Linked DNA regions of Homo sapiens: all the other regions are linked to region 3. The links are chromatin contacts, found by Hi-C or POLR2A ChIA-PET in ENCODE. All regions are on one chromosome and are shown on one strand. Each heading gives the region's core, a stretch centred on a gene start or an enhancer-like site at or near the end of the contact. The rest is flanking DNA. Distances are from core to core; before and after follow the strand shown.

Region 1 (3,327 bases), core at 350-2,849, 520 kb after region 3:
ATCCTCCCTAGATCTTACAGCCTGACCAATCTCTCTCCATGCCCTCTGCAATTCTGAGAAGGCCTGTAGCACTAACCAATTTATATTCAAATTATCACATGGGAATCTCCTGCCCCTGGTCTGTGAGCCTGTGGAAAGCAAGGCCTGTGTTTCAGCTTTCGGAGGACCTGACTCCAAACCCATGGCCCCCAGCACAGTACTTGGCACATGATGGGCTTTTAGCAAATTATTCTTTCATTTATCTGAGTCTTTAAAATCCTTATCACATTTTTAGTGTTTCTTTTCACTTTCACGGAAGCAAACAATTGTTTGAGGCATTCGTAACACTTGAATGTGATTCTACAGAAGCAAGACAGGAATTATAATGAGTTAGCTTGTTAGAAGATGCATTTCTTATTTCCCAGCAACTAATTAAATGTAATAGTAGCTTAAGTAAATAGACATTTTGTTTAGTACTACTGTAATTTGTGTGTGGTAGGGTGTTAACTTGTTTATGACAATAGACTTTCTCTGTTGTGCACAAGATGGTCACTCATTGGGTGAAGGTCTCCACAGCAACTTCTTGGGGTAACACCACTATTCAATGAGTTATAATTAATAAAGAATTATGGTGGTGACACTCTTCCAGTTGGGCAGCTCCTAATGATAGCATGATCTCTTTACTGATGATAAGAATGTGGCCTTACCCATCACTAAGGCACACCACATCATCAGTGTAGGAAATTATTTACAACTCCCCTCCCAAACATGTACCCCAAATGGTCATCTAAGAGTACAGTTAGGATACTTCTTGAGATGATGTGCTGAAAGAGTTAGTGGCCTGGGAGCCTTTGCAGAATTGCACTAATGGTCATGAAAGGGACTGATCTACCATAATTATTTTAGTGGCCCCCCTACCCTGGGCATTTGTGATGTTGATGGGCAATTAATTTAATAGCCAAAGCTTGGCTATGACCAGTCATTGGCAGTAGGGAGTAACCCTTCCCCCTTCCCTTTGCTGTTTCCTTGCAAGGACCTGCTACACGAGATGTTTGTCTTCATGGTGTGACTTGACAATGCAGCTTAGAGCTATAGCAATTTTGCTAAAATATTTTAGACAAGTAAACTCCAAATACTGAATGGAAAGCCGTTGTCTTTCTGGAAAGCTCTTAGCTAGAGTCCTTCATGATGTTTTTCCTCCCTCCTCTCCCCACATCCAGCCATCATTCCTCTTCCGCCTAAAATATCTAGCAATTACAAACAAAATGAGCTTCAGTTGCTAAAGTGGGAAGCAGGGGATTTCTAGTCCTTGGTGACTTTACTGCTGCAATCAAAATAGGCATTATCAACCAGAAAGCTTCCAACGCTGGAAGCTCCAGGGCACACCCAGGAGATGTGCTGTGGAGTGAGGCTAGGTTGTGGGCAGGGGGTAAATAAAGACAACACACACTGTTTAATCAATAAGCTTCTGGAAAGGTGACATAAAGACGGAAACTGTAAAATCAATGAGATTTTAAAGTTAGGTAATAAGAGTTGGTTGTTTTACAGGAAATACAAATGAAAAATCATTTTCTATTTTTTTCTGCTTTCAAGTTTTGAATTTAGGGCTTTCTAAAAGTAGCCAGCCAGTTCTTTGAGGCTGGGGTTCCACAACCTGCAGATCTGAACAAAAGAGAAAGTAATGAAGGGGAACCTATACCGATGTTACTCAGCATCATGTGCTTTGGGGCCACATTATTCATTTGAACTGGTAATGGCGGAAGGAAGAACCACCTGCCCTCTGTCTTCCAAGTTATCTTTAATATCAATTAGCAACAAGATTTGCAGGCCAGGTGCAGTGGTTCACACCTGTAATCCTAGTGCTTTGGGAGGCAAATGCAGGCAGATCACTTGAGTCCAGGAGTTCAAGACCAGTCTGGGCAACACGGCAAAACACCATCTCTATAAAACATTTTAAAATTAGCTGGGTGTAGCTATGCATGCCTACAGTCCCAACTACTAGGGAGGCTGAGGCAAGAGAATTGCTTGAGCCCAGGAGGTGGATGTTGCAGTGAGCTGAGATCGTGCCATTGCACTCCAGCCTGGGTGACAGAGAGAGACCCTAGAAGATTTGCAAAAATTCCAGAGTCTCATGGCTTCAACCTCGAGCATATGTTTCTTGGTAATCCTGTCACTTCATTGGTTTGGGTTCAATAAACAATTTTATATATAGATACACATACACATATATATATGTATAAATATATGTATATGTAAATATGTGTGTGTGTGTGTATATATATATATATATATATACACACACACTTTTTTTTTGAGGTGGAGTCTTGCTTTGTCACCCAGGCTGGAGTGCAGTGGTGAGATCTCGGCTCACCGCAAGCTCTGCCTTTTGGGTTCTAGCAGTTCTCCTGCCTCAGACTCCTGAGTAGCTGGGATTACAGGCATGTGCCAACGCACCTGGTCAGTTTTTGTATTTTTAGCAGAGACGGGGTTTTGCCATGTTGGCCAGGCTAGTCTCAAATTCCTGAGCTCAACTGATCCACCCGCCTCGGACCCACAAAGTGGCTGGGATTACAGGCATGAGCCACCACACCCGGCCTTTAGAATATTTTCTGAATGCACATCTTGGGCACAATATGGCCAAGGAGATCAAATAGATGAAAAATAAAAGAAGTTTATAAATTAATTAAGGAATCAAAACAAATTGCCCTGATTTTATTCTCTGTGCACTTCACATCATTTCACATCTTGCGGATCTTCCTAGAATCCTCAAGAACTTTTTAAGTTCAGGCTCCTCATACAGATCCTCAAAGCTTTCCAAGCTCTGCCCCACTTTATTTTTCTAGCCTTATTTCTCCTAGCCCTGTCATCTGCACACGTTCCACTCCCCAGCCCCCAAGGCAGGGTCTCCCTCTCTCTCCAATACCATCTGCTTAGCTCAACCTGCCTGTTATTGTTCATAAACCATCACCACAACGGTACAGGTCAGGACGGCTTTATGTAAGCAATGGTTTTGGAAAATGAAAGACAATTTCAAAGATCTCCTGTCGTGGTCTGAGCCAATTAGCTTCCATCTCTTCACTTTAGATATGCTCATCCTCATCCAAATAACAATCTTTTATATGTAGTAAAAGTTAATTGACTCTCATAATTTTGAATATATGGTAATTCAGACAAGGATTAATTTGAAGTTTGACTTTTGCAACTGACAAATGGCAGTAATTGGTATACAAACAAACTTGATGTGGGAAAGGTTTAAATATCTTAAAAGATCTAAATTTTTAGCACCTTCAAGTATTTGAGGAATATCCTTTCTGGTATACCAATAGAAACAAAGCTTTTCTATTTACC
Region 2 (3,462 bases), core at 200-2,699, 840 kb after region 3:
TTTTACATCGGAGTCAGGTACAAACCTCTGTTACACAAAGGAAACCAGAAATCGTATGATTCCCTAGGGATGACTGAAATTATTTTGTTTATCATATTACTTAAATAAGTACGAACATAATTTTTTATTTTTATTTTTTGAGAAGGTGTCTTGCTTTGTCGCCCAGGCTGGAGTGCAGTGGCGCGATCTCGGCTCACCGCAAACTGCGCCTCCTGGGTTCACGCCATTCTCCTGCCTCAGCCTCCCCAGTAGCTGGGATTACAGGCATGCACCCCAATGCCTGGCTAATTGTTTATATTTTTAGTAGAGACGGTGTTTCACCGTATTAGCCAGGATGGTCTCGATTTCCTGACCTCGTGATCCGCCCGCCTTGGCCTCCCAAAGTGCTGGGATTACAGGTGTGAGCCACCGCACCCAGCCATAAAATTATTTAACTTCTATATATTTTAATGGCTCTTAAGTAATTCTAAAACCAAAATCAGTGTACAAAGAAAACACCAAAAGTTCCTGAAAAACCACCCGAACTTGTTAGCACATTAATGTGACTTGCTATGTTGTTTTTCTGAACTCAAACACCATGAATGCTGCACTCAGTGATACCCAGGCTGTGTGGTCTGATGATGGGGCTCTTCCAAATCTTGCCTCTATTGGAAAAATTGCAACATTTCACTATACAGAACACTATTGTGGCGTTTACAAATGAAATCCTCTGCTCCGTCCTATAAAATTACTACTATTTGGCTCTGAGATCTCTAGACATACTTAGTTGTGAGAGTTGTGAGATGATCATCTGATGTCAGATGTGTTTACATTAATTTTTAAGACTTTAATTCAAATGAAAACTAAAAGTCTTGTAGAGAGGACCTACTGAATGTGTCTGGTATGAGTCTCAGGGTGTTTGGAAACTCCAGATCTAAAATTCTTGGATTTGAGACCCTGGTATTTCACTTAAGAAGCTCTTTACCTGCCTCTCCCTAGGCCTGGGTTTGACTCCAGCCACTCCCAATGCCCTGTGGGGCTGAGGTCCCCCAGACAGGCGCTGGGGACCTGGCTTGTTTTTGTTTTGCTTCTCCTGGGCAAGGCAGGTGCACACTACATGCTCAGTGCGAACTGAAACACAAAGTGCTGGGTGGCCGCTCAGCGGACGGTACTCCCTGCTCCCCTGTGGCTCCTCAACTCAGTCTGTGAAGGGTCCCCATGCCCCCAGGCCAGGGCTGGCCGAGGGGGGCTGGCCTGCTACCCAACTGATCCTGGTGGGGGGACCAGCTGCTCACCATGCCTCCACCAGAGGAAAAAATAGCAGTTCAGTCTTTGGAAAAAACTAGCGACTCACACGACCAGAATAGCAACTGAAGACGCTCTAAAAAACAGAAACACCTGCTTCAGAATTATGGCAGGAAATGAGATTTCAGAAATGCCACAAGAAGCTGGTGTCGCAGCTGCCCCTACCTCGTATTCCCCCAGCCTTCGCCCGCCAGCTGGGGCTGCCCACAGGGAAAGCCCCTTGGCCCACTGCCTGTGGTAGCCGCTGGATAGGGCCTGGCATGTGGGGTCAGGGCCCAGTGCCGCCTGCCTGGGGCTGTCTAGCAGCTGCCCCTGCCATGCTGGCTGCGGGCGAGACTCCACACTCCTGTGTCTGAGCCTCTTGAGTGGTAACAGAAACTCAGGGTGGACTAGTCACGGAGGAAAGGGGGATATGTGGTCTCCTGCGAGCCCCCTGGACTGAGCCTTCCTTAGGCAAACTGTGCAGCTGTTGGCTGAGCCTCTGGATTGATGAAATCTCTTGAGGGACTCCACAGGGCTTTCAAGGGAAGTGGAGGGGTGATGTGTTCAGTCTGGAGCAGGGGTCTCCAAAGTGGAGTACATACATCCCAGAGGGCTTAAGGAAAGAAAAATAATAGTGCATCTACTCAGATTAACATTTTGCTTCCAACATGAAAGAAAAAGCTGTGCAATGTTAGTAATTTTGAACGTTGAGGGACTCACGTGCCTTAGACGGCTGTGTAGGAGGAGTACTTTGTGGGAGGAAGAGCGGGGATTTCATCAAATTGCAACTTACATAGTGCCCACCAAAGGGAATTTAGATATTCTATTATCTATTTTTAAGTCAACTAAGGCTCCCAAAAAGGATAAGTGGCTTTAAAACAATGTTGAAAAGAAATCTTGGACTGAAGATAACACTAATATGAAATCATACCACGCAGCCCCCACATGGCAGAGCTGACCCTCCCTCCTCTGCCCCCAGCCACGTTATGAAATGAAAACAGCAGCACTTTCCTCAGACCTTGAAGAGTTGGCTGAAATTGCAATCATCCAGAAGACTATTTGAAATACGGCTTTACATCCATAATCATTCTGGTTGGATGTTGTCTGAAGTGCGTATTGTGCCAAGAGAGGGTAATAAGACATTTAAAATATTTTTAATTTCACCTTTATCTCATCCTTTTTACTCTTCTTTTTTGGATGTTAAAAAATAATAGCATGATAGTGCAATGTCACACGGAAGTATGCAGAAGTAATTTATAAAATTAAATAATCAGAATGTTTGGGTACATGAACAACTTTTTGTCCTGTGGTCAGGGCAGGCAATACAAAAACTCAGGGACCCCTGATCCAGCCAAGTGGATCTCAGGCCCACCCACAAAGTTTCTGATCCATTGGGCCTGGAATGGAACAGAGAATTTGCCTTTCTTTTTTTTTTTTTTCTTTCTTTCCAGTTAACCATTATTTCCTTCATTTTGTTTTCATTATAGCACGTTTGCTTATTTTACAGCAAGCAGAAAATAAGCTGGGTCTTGTTTTGATCCAAACATTGATGTTTTAAAAGCTGTACACAATATTTCCTAAAAAGAATACATAAAAGTACCTTTTTAGAAGCTTCTATAAGAAAGAAAATACGAAGTTTAACCCCACAATTTTCCTCTTTGCTACAAGTTCAAACTATTGCTACAGTTTTAAATAGACTTTTTGTTGTTTAACCAGACATCCAGGACAATCTTAAAAAATTATAGAAACGTGCACGTAAATGATGCATAGCAGAACTTGGACATTAACTGCAAATGGTAAAGAAATGAAAGTTAGAAACACTATCAAATATACAAAGGTTCTAGAATCAATCCTTTATAAACACATTCCACAAACAATATTTAAAAGCCATGTTTTTGTTCTTTACAGGCAAAACCTAGATTACTAAAACCAAAATGGAAAAAAGTAATCCTTTCAAAGGAATTGTTTCCCTAAGATAATTCGTACTTAAATATGTAAGCAAGCATGTCAGATTTTAAAAGATGCTAGCTTTCTATTCTGAAATGAGATTGGACATGTCAAGTCACTTTTGCCCCCAAAACAATCTTTCAGAGAAATGCTTTAAATTATAAATGATATATTGAATGAAGGGTATAATAAATGAAGCGTATTACTCCATTTTTAGTCAGGCATTACATTGATAACCAAAAACTCAGA
Region 3 (3,385 bases), core at 103-2,602:
CAAGGAACTAAGAATCAGCTCAAGTGGGGACCACAGCGGCAGGAGAGGAGAACACAGATCTACCAAAGACCTCTAGGACAGAAACTTTCAAGGTACTTCTTGCCAGGGGTAAGACTGAAGCTAATATCTAGAATTCAATTACAAAATCGCACTTTGGTTCCTCCATGCTAACTTGAGGTTGAACACAGAACTCTAGAGCACAGACAAAATCAATATCTGCATGTGTTGCGGCTTCCTAAGGCCAGCTCCAGTTTTGATGATTTGCCAGAAGGGCACACATGACTTAGCACATAGTCATAATCATGGCTAAGATTTGCTGCAATGAAAAGATACAAGGCAAAATGAGCAAAGGTAAAAGGCACATGAGGCAAAGTCCAAAGGACCACAGGCACAAGTTTCCAAGAGTTCTCTCCCAGTGGAGTTGCACAAGACATACTTCCTCTAGCAATGAGTGTGACAATGTGTGATATGTTATCGGGGTGTCATTAGAGACTGTCCCTAAGGCTTTTACTGGGAGCTGGACATATAGGCATTCCCTGCCTACCATGTACCATGATTCCAGATACCCAGATGGAAAGCAGTTGTTCAGCATAAACCATACTGTCCACACAGTCTAGGCACAGTGAGCCACCCTTATCATTTAGGGAAAGTGTTTTATTTTATTTTACTTTTTTAGAGGCAGGGTCCTGCTCTGTCACCCAGGCTGGAGTGTAGGGGTTTGATCAGAACTCACTGCAGCGTTAAACTCCCAGGCTCAAGCAATCCTCCTGTCTCAGCCTCATAGTAGCTAGGACTACAGATGTGTGCCACCACACCTGACCAATTTATAAAATATTTTTGTAGAGACGGAGTGTTGCTATATTGCCTAGAACTTCTGAACTTCTGACGTCAAGCAATCCTCCTGCCTCAGCCTCCCAAGGTTATAGGATTACAGGCATGAACCACTGTGCCCGACCAAGGGAAAGTTTTATATCAGTGTAGGTACCTGTTTACCAGTTAAGTTCCCAGATGTCAGCCAAGGGCCAACTTTGCAAGCAGGCCTTTCTAAGAATAGCAGTCTCAGGTCTGCTTTGCTAGTTCTTTTCTACACATTGTATTATATACTGATGCATATTTTTACCAACATATAAGGGTATGACTGATGTGTATCCACTCTTAAGGCTGTTATTTCTGTAAATTGGCATTTCCAAATTCTTTTTAATATTCTCACGTTAGTATTCTCTCAGTTGCTTTATTTTATTCTTACATTTTAGTTTTTCCTCTCTCATTCTGTCTTCTTGAAACCATCCTCATAATAACATGCCAGGTTTTGGGCTGAAGGGCAGTCAAGCATTAATCAGGCTACACTTTGGCCCACTTCGCTGTAATTGCTAACTAACCGAAAGTCACGTAGGCCAGAACACAGACCATGAACTTCCTCATTGTTCCTATAGATAGCATCTTTAGCATTAGAAGTCTGAAACTTTCCATTCAAGATGATTTTCAGATTCTGAATTCTTTTTTAAAAATTGTATTATTATTATTTTTAGAGACAAGATGTTGCTCTGTCACTCAGGCTGGAGTACAGTGGCATGATCACAGTTCACTGCAGCCTCTAAACTTCTGGGCTCAAGTGATCTTTCCACCTCAGCCTCCCAAGTAGCTGGGACTATAGGTGCTTACCACCGCACCCAACTAACTTTATTTTATTTTTGTAGGAACAGAATCTTGTTCTGTTGCCCAGGCTGCTCTTGAACTCTTGGCTTCAAGAGATCCTCTTGCCTTGGCCTCCAAAAGTGCTGGGATGAATCTCTGTCATGGTGGCATGAGCCACCATGCCTGGCCCAGATCCTGAATTCTAGCAGGACAGCTCATGCCCACCAGTCTGAAGACACCAAAAGGAGAACTGACTCAATGCAAGAATGCAATTTCTTTAGTTCCATGACGTCACCCTTCATTCTTCAACCAATCAGTGATCCTTATACCTTGGCCCACTAACCATCCAAACCCCTTAAAATCCCTAGATCCTAAACTCCTTGAGGAGGTGGATTTGAGGTTTCCTCCAGTCTCCTTGTTTGGCTGCCTTGTGATTAAACCTCTTTCTCTGCTGCAATTCTTTGTGTCTTGGTGTATTTACTTACCACACATTGGACATTTTACCAAGAACTAAAAATAGAACTACCATTTGACCCAGCAGTCCCACTACTGGGCATCTACTCAAAGGAAAAGAAATCATTCTATCAAAAAGACACCTGTACTCCTATGTTTATTGCAGTACTATTCAAAATAGCAAAGTCTATTTATGTTATAATCAGATTTGTATTACAACTGTTTTATATTACAATAGCTTTATATTATAAATATAATTATGTAACCTATATATAGTACTCAGTTACAATTGTTTGTGTGTGTGTAACTATGTCTGTGTTGTAAAAATTATTCTACCAAAATGGGAATGGTAGGTAGAAAGTATATGCAGATAATTTTGTCTAACAATTTTGTCTTTCATTTTTGTCCAACAAATGCACTGTTTACCTTTTGCCACCGTACTCTCTGCCTCAGAGGGCTGACCTTTGTGGACTGTTTCATGAGTAGCCTTTGACTTTTGGCTTACAGCTGGTTTAATCACTGGGGAGGATCACCAGGAGACCTAGAGACTGGGAGGTGAATGAGGGAGGGTGGTTGCTGTCCTGGGAAGTGAATGAGGGAGGGTGCTTACTGTCCCAGATCTTTCCCTGTCGATTCTCTATGGGTTACCAAGTACCCTAGCAAATTTCACAGCTCCTCTCAGATGGCCCTCTCCCATACAGCTGTTCTCAATAGGTTTCCATAAACATTGCCTTCCAGGCTAGATGTAGTAATAGTTCCCTGGTGTTGCAAACTGTAGGGAACCTACTATTGCTTATTGCTTTCCCTAAATACTATCTGCACATTTTGCTGGAATTCTGACTGAGATATGTACTCCTTTTTCTTCAAATAGATTAACTCATGCTTTCAAGTCTTATAAATCTCTTATTACTAAATATTGGAGAAATTTCCTACCATAAAGCTCCTACATTGATTCACCTATATTGTTTAAATAAGAGGCCAATGCTCTAATTTCCAATTACCTCTGAGCCTCTCTGGCATCCAGCTCACATTATAGGTAGTCAGAATTTAAGATATCTTTCATTCATTGTTTGGGTTGGACATTTCATCTTCCCATAAGTAGAAACATTTCAACAAAAATGTGAAGTGTTGTGATATTTGCATCCTAACTTCAAATGGTTGAGAACAAAATTTTCAAAGAAAATGAGAATACAAAAATAAAAAAGTGATTAATCCATACATAGATAGAGATAAACAAATGAGGAAAATATTAGTTGGTAAATCTTGGTGTTCTATGTAGTAGCAGTATTCCATTTTT

Evidence for each region. A loop is a pair of places that touch in the nucleus more often than their neighbours do. ChIA-PET counts read pairs that join two places held with the same protein, here RNA polymerase II (POLR2A). Pooled maps may share reads with other maps.
Region 1: a loop to region 3 is called in a pooled map, with 2.9 times the contacts of the local background. The contact joins two enhancer-like sites. A Hi-C loop is called at or near these places in 1 of 168 maps with a recorded cell type or tissue (breast epithelium), 1 of 37 single-sample maps with no recorded cell type and 1 of 50 pooled maps.
Region 2: a map with no recorded cell type shows a loop between it and region 3 (16-fold over the local background). The contact joins two enhancer-like sites. A Hi-C loop is called at or near these places in 2 of 37 single-sample maps with no recorded cell type and 3 of 50 pooled maps. POLR2A ChIA-PET finds 5 or more read pairs at or near these places in 1 of 52 experiments (GM12878).

The regions. Positions count from the first base shown.
Region 1 is chr18:50,831,257-50,834,583 of GRCh38, forward strand. No RefSeq gene overlaps it. Among named protein-coding and RNA genes, the nearest start is that of MRO, 13 kb to the left of the region's middle. RefSeq lists an enhancer at 1,338-1,447. Within about 2 kb of position 1,600, at least 2 of the 41 ENCODE cell types and tissues checked have a DNase peak (open chromatin) inside an H3K27ac peak, as active enhancers do.
Region 2 is chr18:51,152,647-51,156,108 of GRCh38, forward strand. No RefSeq gene overlaps it. Among named protein-coding and RNA genes, the nearest start is that of MEX3C, 43 kb to the right of the region's middle. RefSeq lists an enhancer at 1,560-1,689. Within about 2 kb of position 1,450, at least 9 of the 41 ENCODE cell types and tissues checked have a DNase peak (open chromatin) inside an H3K27ac peak, as active enhancers do; they include GM12878, where a contact is called at or near this core.
Region 3 is chr18:50,311,504-50,314,888 of GRCh38, forward strand. No RefSeq gene overlaps it. Among named protein-coding and RNA genes, the nearest start is that of CXXC1, 26 kb to the left of the region's middle. Within about 2 kb of position 1,353, at least 3 of the 41 ENCODE cell types and tissues checked have a DNase peak (open chromatin) inside an H3K27ac peak, as active enhancers do; they include GM12878, where a contact is called at or near this core.